Linked DNA regions of Homo sapiens: region 2 is linked to region 1. The links are chromatin loops, found by intact Hi-C in ENCODE. Cell type or tissue: PC-9. All regions are shown on one strand. Links, peaks and the distances in the headings refer to the core of each region. The heading gives the core; the rest is flanking DNA.

What was found. Hi-C counts contacts between places; a loop is a spot of excess contacts. Peaks named below come from ENCODE experiments on the same cell type or tissue, not always from the same donor. Only the 100,000 strongest peaks of a DNase experiment are listed, where the experiment ranks them.
Region 2: a loop joins it to region 1, with 6 times the contacts of the local background. A loop is called at or near these places in 5 of 110 quality-filtered maps.

Annotation. Positions count from the first base shown.
Region 1 is chr3:184,239,807-184,245,505 of GRCh38, forward strand. It overlaps VWA5B2 (von Willebrand factor A domain containing 5B2), which reads left to right. Exons shown (of 20, transcript NM_001390846.1): 16 at 1-230; 17 at 985-1,122; 18 at 1,218-1,301; 19 at 1,381-1,598; 20 at 1,684-2,523. The coding sequence ends at 2,232. It overlaps ALG3 (ALG3 alpha-1,3- mannosyltransferase), which reads right to left. Exons shown (of 9, transcript NM_005787.6): 3 at 5,662-5,699; 4 at 5,392-5,552; 5 at 4,795-4,915; 6 at 3,985-4,190; 7 at 3,748-3,824; 8 at 3,007-3,151; 9 at 2,495-2,870. The coding sequence ends at 2,708. It overlaps MIR1224 (microRNA 1224), which reads left to right and starts at 1,599; the gene lies at 1,599-1,683. RefSeq lists a silencer at 2,115-2,409. In PC-9, for the core only: CTCF peaks have their summits at 2,260 (motif pointing left) and 2,459; a DNase peak (open chromatin) is centred at 2,175.
Region 2 is chr3:184,037,084-184,046,832 of GRCh38, forward strand. It overlaps HTR3D (5-hydroxytryptamine receptor 3D), which reads left to right. Exons shown (of 8, transcript NM_001145143.1): 6 at 938-1,190; 7 at 1,326-1,541; 8 at 1,663-2,286. The coding sequence ends at 1,892. Among named protein-coding and RNA genes, the nearest start is that of HTR3D, 10 kb to the left of the region's middle. RefSeq lists an enhancer at 1,544-2,044. In PC-9, for the core only: CTCF peaks have their summits at 1,057, 3,119 and 3,319; a DNase peak (open chromatin) is centred at 3,055.

The DNA.
Region 1 (5,699 bases), core at 295-5,294:
ACGCTGCCATGTGGTGATCCGGGGCCTGTGTGGGGAGCAGCCCATGTGCTGGGAGGTGGGTGTTGGGCTGGAGACACTGTGGGGACCTGGAGATGGCTCACAGCCTCCCTCACCTCCTGTAAGAGAAGCTGCTTGGGACCAAGCACTCCATCGGCTGACAGCAGCCTCTGTGGTCCGGGACAATGAGCAGCTGGCCCTCCGAGGAGGGGCAGAGACCACAGCTGACCGGGGTGAGTTGCTCATGGGTCCAGTCAGGACCCAAAGGCATGGGCTAAAAACAGCAAAGGTAGAGGTCTGTGTGTTTGATCACTCTCTATACCTCGCTTTGATCACAAAGGATTTGAGGCTCATCACAGACAAGATAAAAAATTAAGCGGGACAATGGGAAAAAGTAAAAATAAAAGGAAACTGAGAATGAGGTTATATTAAAGGTGCATGCTGTGAGGTTATATACTCTTGCAAGGATCAGATCCAGAACTGACAAGCTTCCTAGCAGCCAGCACAGAGGGCAACGTGATCCTGTCATGATTCACAGCACCCACAACGTAAAAACAAATCTTTGTCATTTAGGAAAATACTTAAAGTTCATTTCCTCAGTTGCACTAACCACAGCTGAAGTACTCAATAGTCAAATGTGACTAGTGGCTACCACATTGGATCATGAAGAGAGAGAACATTTCCAAGTTTTATTAGTGCAGAAGCAGGTGGAGGAAAATGTGCCAGCTAATGCTTCCTCTGGGTGTTGTCCAGAGTGCTGAATTTCTGGGCAGCCAGGGGGCTCTTGCTCTGCTATGGGTTGAAGATTCAGCCTGATCACTTCTTGTCAAAGTTGGGGAGTCTGAGCTGGTTCTGGGCCTAGCAAGGCAATCTACTCTGTTAAAGTCGATAGAGGGAGAAGCTGGGGAGAACACTGCAATTTTTTCTATGAGCCCTCTGTAGAGGGTGGGTGGTGGGGGCTCCACAGACTGCTCCTTGGTTCCACAGGCCATGCCCGGAGGTGCTGGCTTCGAGCCCTTCAGACAAGTAAGGTCAGCTCTGCCCCCTCCTGCTTCACTTGCCCTGTAGCTGTGGATGCTACTACTAGGGAGGTCCTGCCTGGGGCCCTGCAGGTGTGCAGCTCAGGTAGGGGCCTCTTCTGGTGACCTCTCAGGTGCAGCTCTCACCTCACTGGCCACTCTCCTGGACAAACCTGACTCCTGTCCCATGTGCCCCTGCAGAGCCCGCTGAGCCCCCAGGAACCCCTCCTGCCTCTCACAGCCATCTAGATGCAGCTCCTCTGCCCACTGTTGTCTACTCTAAAGGTAACACCCAAAGGTAGGGAAAGGGTAGGGGCACTTGGGCTTAGAGACCGCCCCCTGGCACTGATGATCCCCACTGCAGGACTTCAGAGAGGCTCTCCAGCAGGCGCCTGGGACTCGGACCAAAATGGCAACTCCAAGCGTGCTTTGGGGGACCCTGCCACTCCCACGGAAGGTCCTCGCCGCCCACCTCCCCGTCCTCCCTGTCGGCTCAGCATGGGCCGCCGTCACAAACTCTGTAGCCCTGACCCGGGCCAGGCCAACAACAGTGAAGGCAGCGACCATGACTACCTGCCCTTGGTGAGGACTCGGGAGGTGGAGGGTGGTGCCGCCGGGGCCGGGCGCTGTTTCAGCTCGCTTCTCCCCCCACCTCCTCTCTCCTCAGGTGCGGCTGCAGGAGGCACCAGGCTCCTTCCGCCTGGACGCGCCCTTCTGCGCCGCTGTGCGCATCTCGCAGGAGCGCCTCTGCCGTGCCTCGCCCTTTGCCGTGCACCGCGCCAGCCTCAGCCCCACCTCGGCCTCATTGCCCTGGGCACTTCTGGGCCCTGGTGTTGGCCAGGGTGACAGTGCCACGGCCTCCTGCAGCCCGTCCCCCAGCTCGGGCTCTGAGGGGCCAGGCCAGGTGGACAGTGGGCGGGGCTCAGACACCGAGGCCTCCGAGGGGGCGGAAGGGCTGGGCGGCACCGACCTGCGGGGCCGGACCTGGGCCACTGCCGTAGCACTCGCCTGGCTGGAGCACCGATGCGCCGCTGCCTTCGACGAGTGGGAACTGACAGCGGCCAAGGCTGATTGCTGGCTGCGGGCCCAGCACTTGCCTGACGGCCTTGACCTGGCCGCCCTCAAGGCCGCAGCCCGAGGGCTCTTCCTGCTACTGCGCCACTGGGACCAAAACCTGCAGCTACACCTGCTGTGCTACAGCCCAGCGAACGTGTGAAGGCTGCCCCCTGCTGCTTGGGCTGGCGCCCCACCCAACACACTCAAGTCACTGCCGCCCAGGGCTGGCCTCTTGGTGCTGGGAAAGTGTAGGCTGGTGCCAGCCTGTCCCCCACTGCTTCTTACTCCCTCCCTAGAGCCCTCTTGCCCCCACAAAAAGTGCCTGCCTGTGCTCTCTCCCTCTCCTCCCACCCCACTCACACTCCCCTCCATCCTCTGAGCTCCCTGCAACACAGTGGAAGGGTAGAGAGCCACAGTCCCCAAATCCTATGCAATAAAGTGCCTCTTAGGACTGCTTGAGTGAATTCTTTATCTGCTCCATACGTGTCCCTCACAGCCTGGACCAGGCATCGGCTGCCCCCACCTCCATGTAGGTTGCACAGAGTTGGACTTAGCAAGGTTTATTTGGAAGGGCAGAGTCCAACCAACCCCAGGTCCTGAGGGTAGACTCAGGTCCTGAGGGAAAGGGGTGGACTTCAGTGGGCTTTCTTGCTGTGTTGGGTGCTCTTGGGGAAAGGCTGCGGGCCCAGCCAGAGCTGCAGCAGGATGACGGCATGGCATATGTGCAGGGCAGCAGAGCTGCAGGATGTGGAAGGGTATGTGTTCCAGGAGAGCTCGATGAGCCCCAGCACCAACAACCTGGAGATGAGAAACAGGTTCCACGTTTCATCCAGTTGCAAGGCCTGCAGACCTGCAGCTCCTCATGCCCTAGACATAAACCCCCAACAGGAACTCCCTATCCCTTCCCACTCCCCCAGGTTGTCCCAGCTGGTACCTGAGCAGGTGTGTGAGCCAGCGTGCAGGCATGGCCCACAGGAGGTAGGGCAGTGTGTGGAAATACCAGACGTAGAACTGGTAGTGGAGGGAGCGGCTGAAGCAGATGCCAATGAAGTTGGAGGTGAAGAGGGTAGAAACGATCTGTATGCGGTGGTCAAGGCCAAGGGCAGGAGTGTGTGTGGGGGGGACTATCCCAAAACAGAGGGGCAATAGTTTTTAGGTCACATAGCCCTCTGGCTCTGCCATTCCTTGATGCATGCCTTTGGGCAAGTTTATTAACCTCTCTGGACCTGCTCCTCAACCAAATATGGAATATGGAGAGAGTAATACCTAGGGCCATAAGGTCTTGTGGGTTTGAACCCCTAACTTACTGGCTGTGTGACCTTGGTAAGTTACTTAACCTCATGAAGTCTTAATTTTTCCATCTGTAAAATGAGAATAGTAAATGTAAGTGTACCTCCCTGTCTCGGGGTCTCTTGTGAGCTTTCAATATTAGAACATATGTAAATCTCTTATGATAGTACCAGGGAGAAGTACTCATAAGAGTAGCTCGTATTTAGAATTAAGAATCAAATATCCTTCAATATGTGAAGTGCTCAGCACAGTGGTGCAGAATAGGACTTCTATGATTGGGGTCCCCTTTCCTCGCCCAGGTCACCAGCTGTCAAGGGATACCTGACCAGGACTCTGTCAGCACCTAGAGAGGGCAAGACTTACCTTCCCACAATTTAAAGGATATGGTTGGGTGTAAGGGGCTGGGGTGGAACCTTCCTTTTGGAGGGATCCCTCAGCAGCGACAAGATACTTTCCCCTGTCCTGGAGAAAAGCCATTCAGACAGTTATCAAGCCCCTTTTGTGAGTCAAACTCTAGACTCACCCCATGAGCTTAACTGACACTTCCCCCAAGCAGCCCCTAAGGCTTAGGCCCTTCACTCCTTCCCCCAACTCTGCCCATGGCACTACTGCCTTTTCTCACCTGTGCCACCTGCAGAGGGCAAACAGCAGGAGCAGGGTGAGGTGGGCAGTCAACAGGGCCAGGTGGAAGGCTCGATGCAGGAAGAGCGCCTCTGGGAGGAAGCGCCAGTTCACTGTCCAGTGGAACAGAAACTGGCGGCCAAGGTCAAAGGAGCGGGACAGGTAGCCGCTGGGGTTCTCCAGCAGGAAGGGCAGCCCCAGCACCACCTGAGGATTGGTGTGATGTCAGCAGAGCTGCCAAGGCTCATTCCCAATGACCAGCCTTCATGCTACTCATTGAGGGGTGTGGGACGGGGATGTAGGCCTCAGAGGTTCCCCAATTCCCACTAGAAATAGCAGGAAAACCACGTTCCCCACCCCCCGGCCCAGGCCAGTGCCTGGGGCCAAAGAAGCTCAGGAGGCAGGTCATAACAATGCTTTAAGGTGTGGATTCACCAAGTCATAACTGGGCAGAGCAAGGAAGGCTCTCAGAAGCCAGGCAGGGTGGCTCATGCCCAAAATCCTAGCGCTTTGGGAGGCCAAGGCAGGAGGATTGCTTGAGCCCAGGAGTTTGAGACCAGCCTGGGCAACCCAGCAAGAGCCCATCTCAAAACTTAAAATTAAAAAAAGCAAAAAGGCTCTCAGAGACCATCAAATTTAATACCCTATTTTACAGCTATGGAAACTACAGCCTAGCGATAGTGGCTCCCTAGCTCAGAATCAACTCCAAAACCCTGTCTCTTGGCTTTGAGGGAGTCTCAGGGATAGAGCCCCTCAATCAAGACAAGTGGCTTCTCCTTGATTAGAAAGAGGAAGGGTGAGATGGGGGTACCTGAAGGCCAGCACAGATTCCCAGCTTGGGGAGGGCCCCACGGAAGCCAAACTGTGTGAGGAGAAGAAACAGTAACCCAGGGGCGAAGAGCAGCACATTCATCTTCACAGAGACTGCCAGGCTGGGGTGAGCAGGGGAGAGGAAGGGTGGAGATCAGCTCCAGGGCCATGCACACAACACCCAAAGACATACCCCCCACCATCACCACAGCAACCTCCCCCCCGCCGCCACGCCAACAAACTCCAAGATGGGACCTACACTCACAACTGTTGGAGGGAAGAGCCTGGAGTAGGCAGGAGGCAGATACATAGTCTCTATGCCTACTAGATGCGAATGAGCATATACTGAGTATTTAGAATGTGAAGGACTAATTCCAACAAGGAATGCTGTCTGGGAGGAAGACAGGATGGAAAGAGGGCATGTGTGTATGTTGGGGGATGGCAGGGCAGAAACTTTCTATAGATCCTGGACTCGCTTTGTGGAGCCCTGAGTGACCCATGCTGTCTTGGCTACTCCTTTACTCCCTCTGCTGCAGGAAATTGGGAAGAGATGGAAATGCAGAAAACGAGAGGGGACCAGAAAGGAAGAGGTGTTGACCTGAAAAAGCAGCAACCCCAGCCCCAGCGCTGGGCCAGCAGGAGGTTGATACTGAGGAAGAGCAGCACCATGGCCACTGGGTCATTGAAGAGCCGCAGCACAAAGATGGAGTGGACACGGTAAGAGGCGCAGCACATGAAGAAAAAGACGAAGGGAGGTACCTAAAGGGAAAACACAGTAAGGTACAAGGTCAGCTCAGCAAGCCTGAGCCATCCCCACCACCCAGCCCTCCCAGGCTGGGGCCCTCTAGCCCTGGTAGCATGGACTCACCTTGCAGGTCTGGTGATAGATCAAGAAGACAAGCAGCA
Region 2 (9,749 bases), core at 1-5,000, 200 kb before region 1:
GGCTGGAGTGCAATGACGTGATCTCAGCTCACTGCAACTTCCACCTCCTGGGTTCAAGTGATTCTCCTGCTTCAGCCTCCTGAGTAGCTGGGATTACAAGGGCCCGCCACCATGCCCGGCTAATTTTTGTATTTTTAGTAGAGATGGGGTTTCACCACGTTCACCAGGCCGGTCTCAAAGTCCTGAACTCAGGTATCTGCCTGCCTCGGCCTCCCAAAGTTCTGGGATTACAGGTATGAGCCACCGTGCCCAGCCTTTTGTCACTTTTTTCACTGATAAACCTTCAGTACTAAAACAATACCTGGTACTCAGTAAATAGTTACTAAATAAAGCATCCCTTGAGGAAGAAACAAAGGCTCTATGCCAGTGATTCATGGTGAGGGTGAGCCCCGCCTTCCCCAATGGCTGTCAGAACTTTTTGGAAGGCAGGAATTTTTGTTTATTTTTAAAAAGATATGGTAGAAAGAGTTAGGAAACACTGCCTTAGGGATATGATGATTCCAAATCCTGATAACCCCAAAATATCTGATACTGTCTGCTTTCCCTCCCACTGGTCTCAAATGTTCCCCTGCAAAGTCACTAGAGATTAGACCTTGACGAGAAAAGCAATTAGAAATGAAAAGATAAAACACACGCGACACCTAAGTCGGTGGTTCCACAGTCTTGCTAAGAGCACGTCGGTAGGAATAAAAATTTAAGTGGAGAAAGTTGACACCTTGGGCCAAAAGGAATGAGATACATTTCAGAGGTAAGCAGCATGGGAGACTCTAACCTTGTGAGACGCCTTTGGATGAAAAGACCGGATGCTGAAAGGGACGGGAGGTAATATTTCCTTACTAGACAGTTTGGCCTGGGACAAATCCCAGTTCTTACTCTTACCTGTCTTGACAGCCTCCCAGCCTACTTCTCACTTGCCCCTCCTTCTCCTCCCCACCAGGTGGCCATCAGGCGCAGGTGCAGGCCCAGCCCCTACGTGGTAAACTTTCTGGTGCCCAGTGGCATTCTGATTGCCATCGATGCCCTCAGTTTCTACCTGCCACTGGAAAGTGGGAATTGTGCCCCATTCAAGATGACTGTTCTGCTGGGCTACAGCGTCTTCCTGCTCATGATGAATGACTTGCTCCCAGCCACTAGCACTTCATCACATGCTTCACTAGTACGTCCTCATCCATCAAGAGACCAAAAGCGAGGTGTGTGTTGGATGGGGAGAGGGATGGGCAGAACCAGGCGAAGTGAAAAGGGATCCTGGAAAAAGATCCTCTGGGAAAGAAACAAGAAATTCTAGGTGGCGCCTCTGGCCCTCATGCAGACCCCCTTGCCTGCAGGTGTCTACTTCGCCCTGTGCCTGTCCCTGATGGTGGGCAGCCTGCTGGAGACCATCTTCATCACCCACCTGCTGCACGTGGCCACCACCCAGCCCCTACCTCTGCCTCGGTGGCTCCACTCCCTGCTGCTGCACTGCACCGGCCAAGGGAGATGCTGTCCCACTGCGCCCCAGAAGGGAAATAAGGGCCCGGGTCTCACCCCCACCCACCTGCCCGGTGAGGGAAGTCATACTTCCTCTTCCCCCACCTCCACTTCTCTGCTCCTGCCTCCTTCCCTGTCTCCCTCCCTCCACAGGTGACATTTGCAGCCCATGGCTGAGTCTCTGTCTTTCTGTAGGTGTGAAGGAGCCAGAGGTATCAGCAGGGCAGATGCCAGGCCCTGGGGAGGCAGAGCTGACAGGGGGCTCAGAATGGACAAGGGCCCAGCGGGAACACGAGGCCCAGAAGCAGCACTCGGTGGAGCTGTGGGTGCAGTTCAGCCACGCGATGGACGCCCTGCTCTTCCGCCTCTACCTGCTCTTCATGGCCTCCTCCATCATCACCGTCATATGCCTCTGGAACACCTAGGCAGGTGCTCACCTGCAAACTTCAGTCTGGACTTCTTTTTGCCAGAGAACTCCAGAAACCAGTCAGGCTCTCAGTCAGCCTTGTGGCCCTGTCAACCGCCTCATTTTTAACCCAGTCCTCTGTGTAGTTTCAGACCAGACCTGAATAGTCTCCTATGCCCTCCAAAAGTCGGGTCCTTGCTCCTGCATGCCATCAGCCCCACTCAGCCCTCCCATACCTCCCTGGCTCCTCAGGATTCAGGTTCCTAGGGTACGTCCTTGATTAAATCACCCCAATATGCCCCTTTGCAGAAAGTATTGGCTTTTCCCTGAATTCTGTTATGGTAAAAAAAATCTTGGGATTGAGAGTCTTCTTGCAGAAACTTCTCAGCCAAAGTAAAAAGGATTTTCTCTTACGTGTGTGTTTTTTTAAGTCTATCAGACAACATGTGAAATGTAGGGGAAGAGAAAGAAGGGGCCAAAATCTATTAGAAGGAATTATAGAAAAACAGAGATTAACTTCCTAAATCCAGCTACTCTGGACTTAAGCTTCAGAAATTAATGTGCCAAAACTAGGCCTCTCCTGCTTAAAGAGCGCAGCCTTTTGTTACACCCTGACGTATGACTCATTCATCATTAAGTACTTAGAGTGTTAACATAATCCTGCATTACCGTTAAAGTATCTGTGTTGCAATTTGAGTTGATGTACCCTTAATCATGCTAAGAAAAGAACATAAGGCCAAGGGAAGCACATTTGAAAATGACATCTACTTTACTTGAGAGGAACACAAATGCCCCCGTATGAACTGGAAAGTGCCTTTTCCTAACACTTGTCTTATTATTTCGAAGGTCTTTGCCTAGGGAGCACTAGCTGCCTTGCACAAGTTGAGGCTCTACTGTGCCCTTGGACATGAGAGCTAAGGCATTTGTTGGTTCAGAAAGCACCTATTTGAGGGCAACTTAACTACACTCAAACATCATATTTTCTTTTTCGCAACGATTTATTTCCATTTCTTTCATTTATTCTACTACTTTCTATCTGTAGCTCATATTTCCCAAATCATGACCATCTAGGAGTAAAAATAGACTCACAAAATGGTTCACTAAATAATATTTCTCTGGCTTCTCCTCTCCACTGCTCTTTCCCAAACTCCTTCGGCTCCCTCTGGTCACTGTAGATGCCCAAAGGGTGGCAAGGTTGCTAATGTCCACTAGAGGTAGTGCTAGTGCCTGCCAAAGGTTCTACCCCACATTAGCTGCAAGAGTATCTGCTCTCTCAGAGCCATAGCCATGGTCGGGACTGGATCCTGGAGCTACAGAGGCTCCCAGCTGGATGCTGCAACCCCAGGACCAGCTGTCACTCGCTTTTTTCTTTCAGTTCCACTGGGACTCCAGAGGGGCCCATGGGCATCTGGGGTGTTAAATCAGAAATACCCTGCAATACTCTGAATCCCTCCTGTCACTCAGGCCCATGGTCTTCAAACCAAATTGTGTCCCTTCATTCTCTTTTTAGGATGCATTTTGTTTTTGTTTTTGTTTTTCCAAGAAGATCTTTTGCTCCTCAGTTTCCAGAACGCTGCCGGCATTCTTTTCACCATTACCGTCCTCCAGGCATGTCCACAACCTGGGGAATACAGCCCTCACATTCACCTAAGTAAATTGCTGTGTCTGTCATTATTTTGGCAGTTCCTCAACTCACAGATTTCTAAAAGGTGGGCCTTCAGGAAAGACACAGTACTAGTAATAATAACCACCAGTTACTGAGTTATTAATACGCGGCAGGCACTCTAAGTGCGCCGTGTGAATGCTCATAGTAACGCTATGAAGTAGGAACCATAGATTCAAAAACCTTTGGAGCCAAATGTGTTTTGGAGTTCGGAATTTTTCAGATTTTAAAAAGGTCATAAGTGTGCATTTATTTACTATATGTTACTGACGCCCCAACTGGGGTATGGAGCAGCACCCTGTAACCAGCAGATTAATATTTCTGCAATGAAATCTAAGAATATTCACACTAGGTGGAAAAAATAAAACTATGAATAGCTTTGCATCAATTCTGGTCTGTTTTGCCACCAAATATTTGGTGTATTTTTTTTTTTTTTTTGAGACGGAGTTTCGCTCTTGTTTCCCAGGCTGGAGTGCAATGGCACAATCTCAGCACGATCTCCGCCTCCCGGGTTCAAGCGAGTCTCCTGCTTCAGCCTCCCGTGTAGCCGGGATTACAGGCACCCGCCACCATGCCCGGCTAAGTTTTTGTATTTTTAGTAGAGACAGAGTTTCACTATGTTGGCCAGGCTGGTCGCGAACTCCCGACCTCAGGTGATCCACCCGCCTCGGCCTCTCAAAGTGCTGGGATTACAGGCATGAGGAACCACGCCCGGCCGCCACCAAATATTTGTAAAAAATCATTTAGTTTTCCAAGCTCTTTAGATTTTAGAACTGTGGTTTTGTATTATTGTCTCCATTTTTTACCTGTAGAACATGAAGACAGAGAGGCCAGTTAGTGGCCTCACAAGGTTCCACAGCTAGTTAAGCGACAGAGCTGCAGTCTGACCCGAGGCTGGCTGACTCCTAGAGGCTGGACTCCTAACCTGTCTGCTACATTGCTTTCCAAATTGAGGAGGAAACCCAGAGAGGTGCTCAGAGTCCCATATGGAGACATCGGTATCACTTCAAGTCTCTATCAGCTGACACTTTAGGAGAATTAAAACAGCAAGAGCAAGGCCCTGATCAGGGTCCCAAAGACAAACTTTCTTTTACATTTCCTTTTACTCCCTCCGCCATTTTCCCAAGTCCCACCTCTATCCCTTACCCACTCTCTCCTTACCCCGTCATAAGGCCCAGCACCTAAGTTCACTATTTATACTTTCTCCATTCCTTTCTGGAAAGTGTATTTCCCAAATCGACTCTGACCGATTCATCTTTTCTCTGTGCTCCCTCTGGATTTAGTTTTTTGGCTGCTAATGTACATTGTACTGCCAGACCCTTGCGGACCTTCCACTCCTATAACCCCATACTGAGATGGTCATTCTCACTTGAAAACTCACCCTCAACTTTTTCAGAGTAGCTTGTTTACCCAGCTTTTGAGGGGCTCTGAAATTATTTAAGATCAATTTGCATTATTTTGTCTTCCCCCCATCTTCAGGTACATATTTCTTTCTTTTTCTTTCTCTTTCTTTTTTTTTTTTTTTTTTTTTTGAGACAGAGTTTCACTCTGTCACGCAGGCTGGAGTACAGTGGTGGAGTACAGTGGTGCAATCTTGGCTCACTGCAACCTCTGCCTCCCAGGTTCAAGCAATTCTCCTGCCTCAGCCTCCTGAGCTGGGACTACAGGCATGCGCCACCATGCCTGGCTAATTTTTTTGTACTTTTAGTAGAGACGGGGTTTTACCATGTTGGCCAGGCTGGTCTCGAACACCTGACCTCAGGTGATCTGCCCAACTCGGCCTCCCAAAGTGCTGGGATTACAGGTGGGAGCCACCATGTCTGGCCAGGTACATATTTCTCTGCTTCGTTTCTTCACATTTTCCCCAAAATGTAGCTTTAAGTTTTATTTTAACAGAAGTGTGCAGTTTATCTTTTTTGACACATGGATTAATATTCTATATATCTCCTTTTAGTAAGAGAAGGCATGATATAATTATAGTGATTTTATTTTCTCCACAAGCAAAATCTGAACATGTGATCCTAACATCAATGGTAATCATACAGAACCTTTGAATCTGGAGCTCTCCCACAAAATTAACAGGTGTGCCTGCTGCTTTGCTGTTCCATCTATAATAGAATCATATGATAAGTACAGTTTGTGCTAATGACTTTCCTCTTGTTATCTGGCAAACCTCTGAAAGGCTTTGCAAGGTAATTTATGACCTCTTTAGAAACCTTGCTGACAGGCACTGGTCCCTCCTGTGCCACCTTGCATTTGACAGCCTGTTTCTGCCTGGCAGCTCCTCACTTTGTCCATTCATCTGCAGTGCTATCCTGTGGTTCTCACATGTTCACTTTCTCATTATCTAAACCATTATAAACAGTATTTCAGCCAGGTATGGTGGCTCACGCCTGTAATCCCAGCACTTTGGGAGGCCAAGGCAGGCAGATCCTTTGAGCTCAGGAGTTCGAGACCAGCCTGGGCAACAGTCTAAACCTCATCTCTACAAAAAATACGAAAAATTAGTCATGGCATGGTGACATGCACCTGTGGTCCCAGCTACTTAGGAGGCCAAGGTGGGAGGATCTCTTGAGCCTGGCAGGTCAAGGCTGCAGTGAACCGAGATCACGCCACTGCTCTGAAGCCTGGGTGACAGAGTGAGACCCTGTCTCAAAAAAAAAAAAAAGCATTTTTCCATGTTTAATCTACTTTCTTTTGGTTCCATATTAACTTCACACTAGAATATTTGTCTTGTTATCGTGTTTCAGGGCAGGACCTGAAGGACCTGAAGGAAGGCCCTGCCCCTTCCTTCAGGTCTACTCTAGGATGTGAAGCCACAGGCATTGTTTCAAACCTGTCCTTTTTCTCCTCTTCTATTTCTGATTCTCCCTTTGATAACCTCTCTTATTTGACAGTTCATTGGCACTGGTTCTTTTATACAGCAGGAAAAAAACGAAGGTACAGTAGAGAGAAATCTGGCATCTGGCTGTCCTGGGTTTTTAATCTGATGCCATTACTTGCTAGTTGGATCATATTGGCCAAGTGGCTTAACCTTATATATTAAAAATTTTTTTCATTTGTGAAGTAGAGCTAATAACACAGATTAAATTATGTTTCGAATATTGCTATTGACAATTATTAATAAGTTGATAGAAGCTGCAAAACTGAATGTGAAACACCAGAGAGCGTCCATTTTTCACACAGGCTGAAATCTGAAGTGCAAAACAGTCTTCTAGGTGGGAGGCAAGAGACATAAAGAATTACAGATTTCCAGGTCAACCCCCTCCTTTTTCAGATGGGAAAAATGAAGTGGAGAGAAGTGAAGTGACAAGTATGAAGTTATCATCATTCAACAGTGCCTGGGAAAAGAGCCTGGGCCTGTGAAAGTGGCAGCCACAGGTGAAGGCTTGTCCATCAGCCTTTTATCCTAGGTGCGGCTCAGGAGGCCCAGGACGCTCCCACTCTCCTGCTCCCAGGCACTATAGCAGCCTGACCTCAGCTGGTGACCCAGCTGGTGATTTGGGTGCTTTAGATACCTCCTGCTCTCCCAGCTCCCTAGCCCTGGCCAATGCCCTCTGCATGTGATTGCCATCTATCCGGGATGCAGAATGGCAGCCCTCACAGCCTCCTTCCACCATCAAATTCTGCCCTTGCCAGCTAACATCTATATTCCAAATCTGATCTCCCAGAGTCCCAGATGAACGGACCACCAGGGGCCATGCAGTGTGATCCTCTTGGGATAAGCTGAGGAGCTAGATATTGGTACCTGTGATTTGCAAAACTATAGCTGCTGCCCCTGCTATTTACCTTGGGATCCAAGCACTGTTCAGGCCCAGGGATTTCACTGATGAAAACCTAGGAACATAATGAACCAGTCAACAAGATTCCCTAGCTGTGAAATAATAAAAAGAGCAAAGAAAGAGCAATAGAATCAGATTAATCTGGCTTTGAATCTGGATTCTACCAATTTCCACCTGAGTGGACACTGAGCAAGTTTTTTTTTTGTTGTTTTTCTTGTTTGTTTTTTGTTTTGTTTTGTTTTGTTTTGCTTTTAGATAGGGTCTCACTCTGTCGCCCAGGCTGGAGTGCAGTGGTGCGATTTCAGCTCACTGCAACCTCCACCTCCTGGGTTCAAGTGATTCTCCTGCCTCAGCCTCCCGAGTAGCTGGAATTACAGGCACCCACCATCATGCCTGGCTAATTTTTGTATTTTTAGTAGAGACGCGGTTTCACCATGTTGGCCAAGTTGGTCTCGAACTCCTGACCTCAGGTGATCCACCTGCCTCGGCCTCCCAAAGTGCAGGGATTACAGGCGTGAGCCACCATGCCCGGCCTGAGTAAGATTTTGGACCTCTCTGCCCCTCAGTTTCCTTTCCTTTCCTTTCTTTCTTTATTTGCTTCCTTTCTTCTTTCCTTCCTTCTTTTTGTTTCTTTTTTGACAGGGTCTCACTCAATCAACCAGGCTGGAGGGCAGTGTGATCTCAGCTCACTGCAACCTCCACCTCAGCCTCCTAAGTAGTTGGGACTAAAGGCATGCGCCACCACACCTGGCTAATTTTTGTATTCTTTGTAGAGATGGAGTTTCACCATGTCACCCAGGCTAGCCTCAAACCTCTGAGCTCAAGCAATCTGCCTGCCTCAACCTCCCAAAGTGCTGAGATTACAGGTGTGAGGCACCCCACCCAGCCTCTTTCTTTTGTAAGACAGGGTCTTGCTGGAGTGCAGTGGTGCAATCATGGCTCACTGCAGCCTTGAACTCCTAGGCTCAAGCGATCCTCCTGCCTCGGCCTCCCAAGTAACTGGGACTACAGGCATATGTAGAAATGGGGTCTCACTATATTGCCCAGGTTGGTGTCAAACTCCTGGCCTTAAGCGATCTTCCCACTTTGGCCTCCCAAAGTGCTGGATTACAGGTGTGAATCACTACACCCCAGCCTCAGTTTTCCAATCTGTAAAATGAGAATTCTGTCTGAAAGCAGTCATGAGGATAAGAATGCTGTAAGTAAAGTGCTTAGCACAGTATAGGGCACATGGCACAAACTCAGTTGGTGGTGGCTCTGGTAGACTATTCTGAGCCTGGCATTTTCTGGAAAGTTAGAGAAGCATTCAGAAATAAAAGGCTGGGGCTGAGCGTGGTGGCTCACGCCTGTAATCCCAGAACTTTGGGAAGCCGAGGCAGGTGGATCACTTGAGATCAGGAGTTCAAGACCATCCTGGCCAACATGGCAAAACCCCATCTCTACTAAAAAAAATACAAAAATTAGCTGGGTGTGGTGGTGCGCACCTGTATTCTCAGCTACCTGGGAGGCTGAGGCAGGAGAATCACTTGAACCTAGGAGGCGGAGGTTGCAGTGAGCCGAGACCATGCCACTGCACTCCAGCCTGGGTGACAGAGTGAGACTCTGTCTCAAAAAAATAATAAAATTAAAAGAAAGAAAGAAAGAAAAGGCTAGGCCCTGGCTTCAGCCCTCCGGATCCCACCTGCTGCAGACCGCAGTGCTTCTACCTACCCCTATCTCTACCAGACCGCACCCAAGACAAAGGCCCACACCCCAGCCACACCACAGAAACAGCAGCTAACTTCTCTGATATGGCCTCAGGACTCCCGTGCAGCTCCCAACCACCTCTTACATCCTCCCAGGGTGCCTGTGTCCCCTCCGCTCATGCATAGTGAACTGGCAGTCCAGGCATTTAACAAACATTTATTGACTGCCTACTATTACATGCCATATACTGGGGGTACAAAAAAGAAGAAGATGTGATTCCTGCTCTCCAAGATGTTACAGAGCAGTAGGGGAGATGTACATGCAAAAAGATGCTTCCAATGTAGGGGTCATGATAGAGTTCAGGTGTGTGCAGGCATGCATGTGCTTGCAACAGGAAGGCTTCACAGAAGACCAGACACTTGAGCTGAGCTGAATCTTTAAGAATTGATTGGCTGGGTGCAGTGGCTCATGCCTGTATTCCCAGCACTTTGGGAGGCAGAGGCAGGCGGATCACCTGATGTCAGGATTCAAGCCCAGCCTGGCCAACATGGTGAAACCCCATCTCTACTAAAATACAAAAAAATTAGCCAGGTATAGTGGCCCACGCCTGTAGTCCCAGCTACTCAGGAGGCTGAGGCAGGAGAATTGCTTGAACGCAGAGGCAGAGATTGTGCCACTGCCCTACAGCCTGGGCGACGGAGTGAGACTCCGTCTCAAAAGAAAAAAAAAAGAACAGATTAGGCCA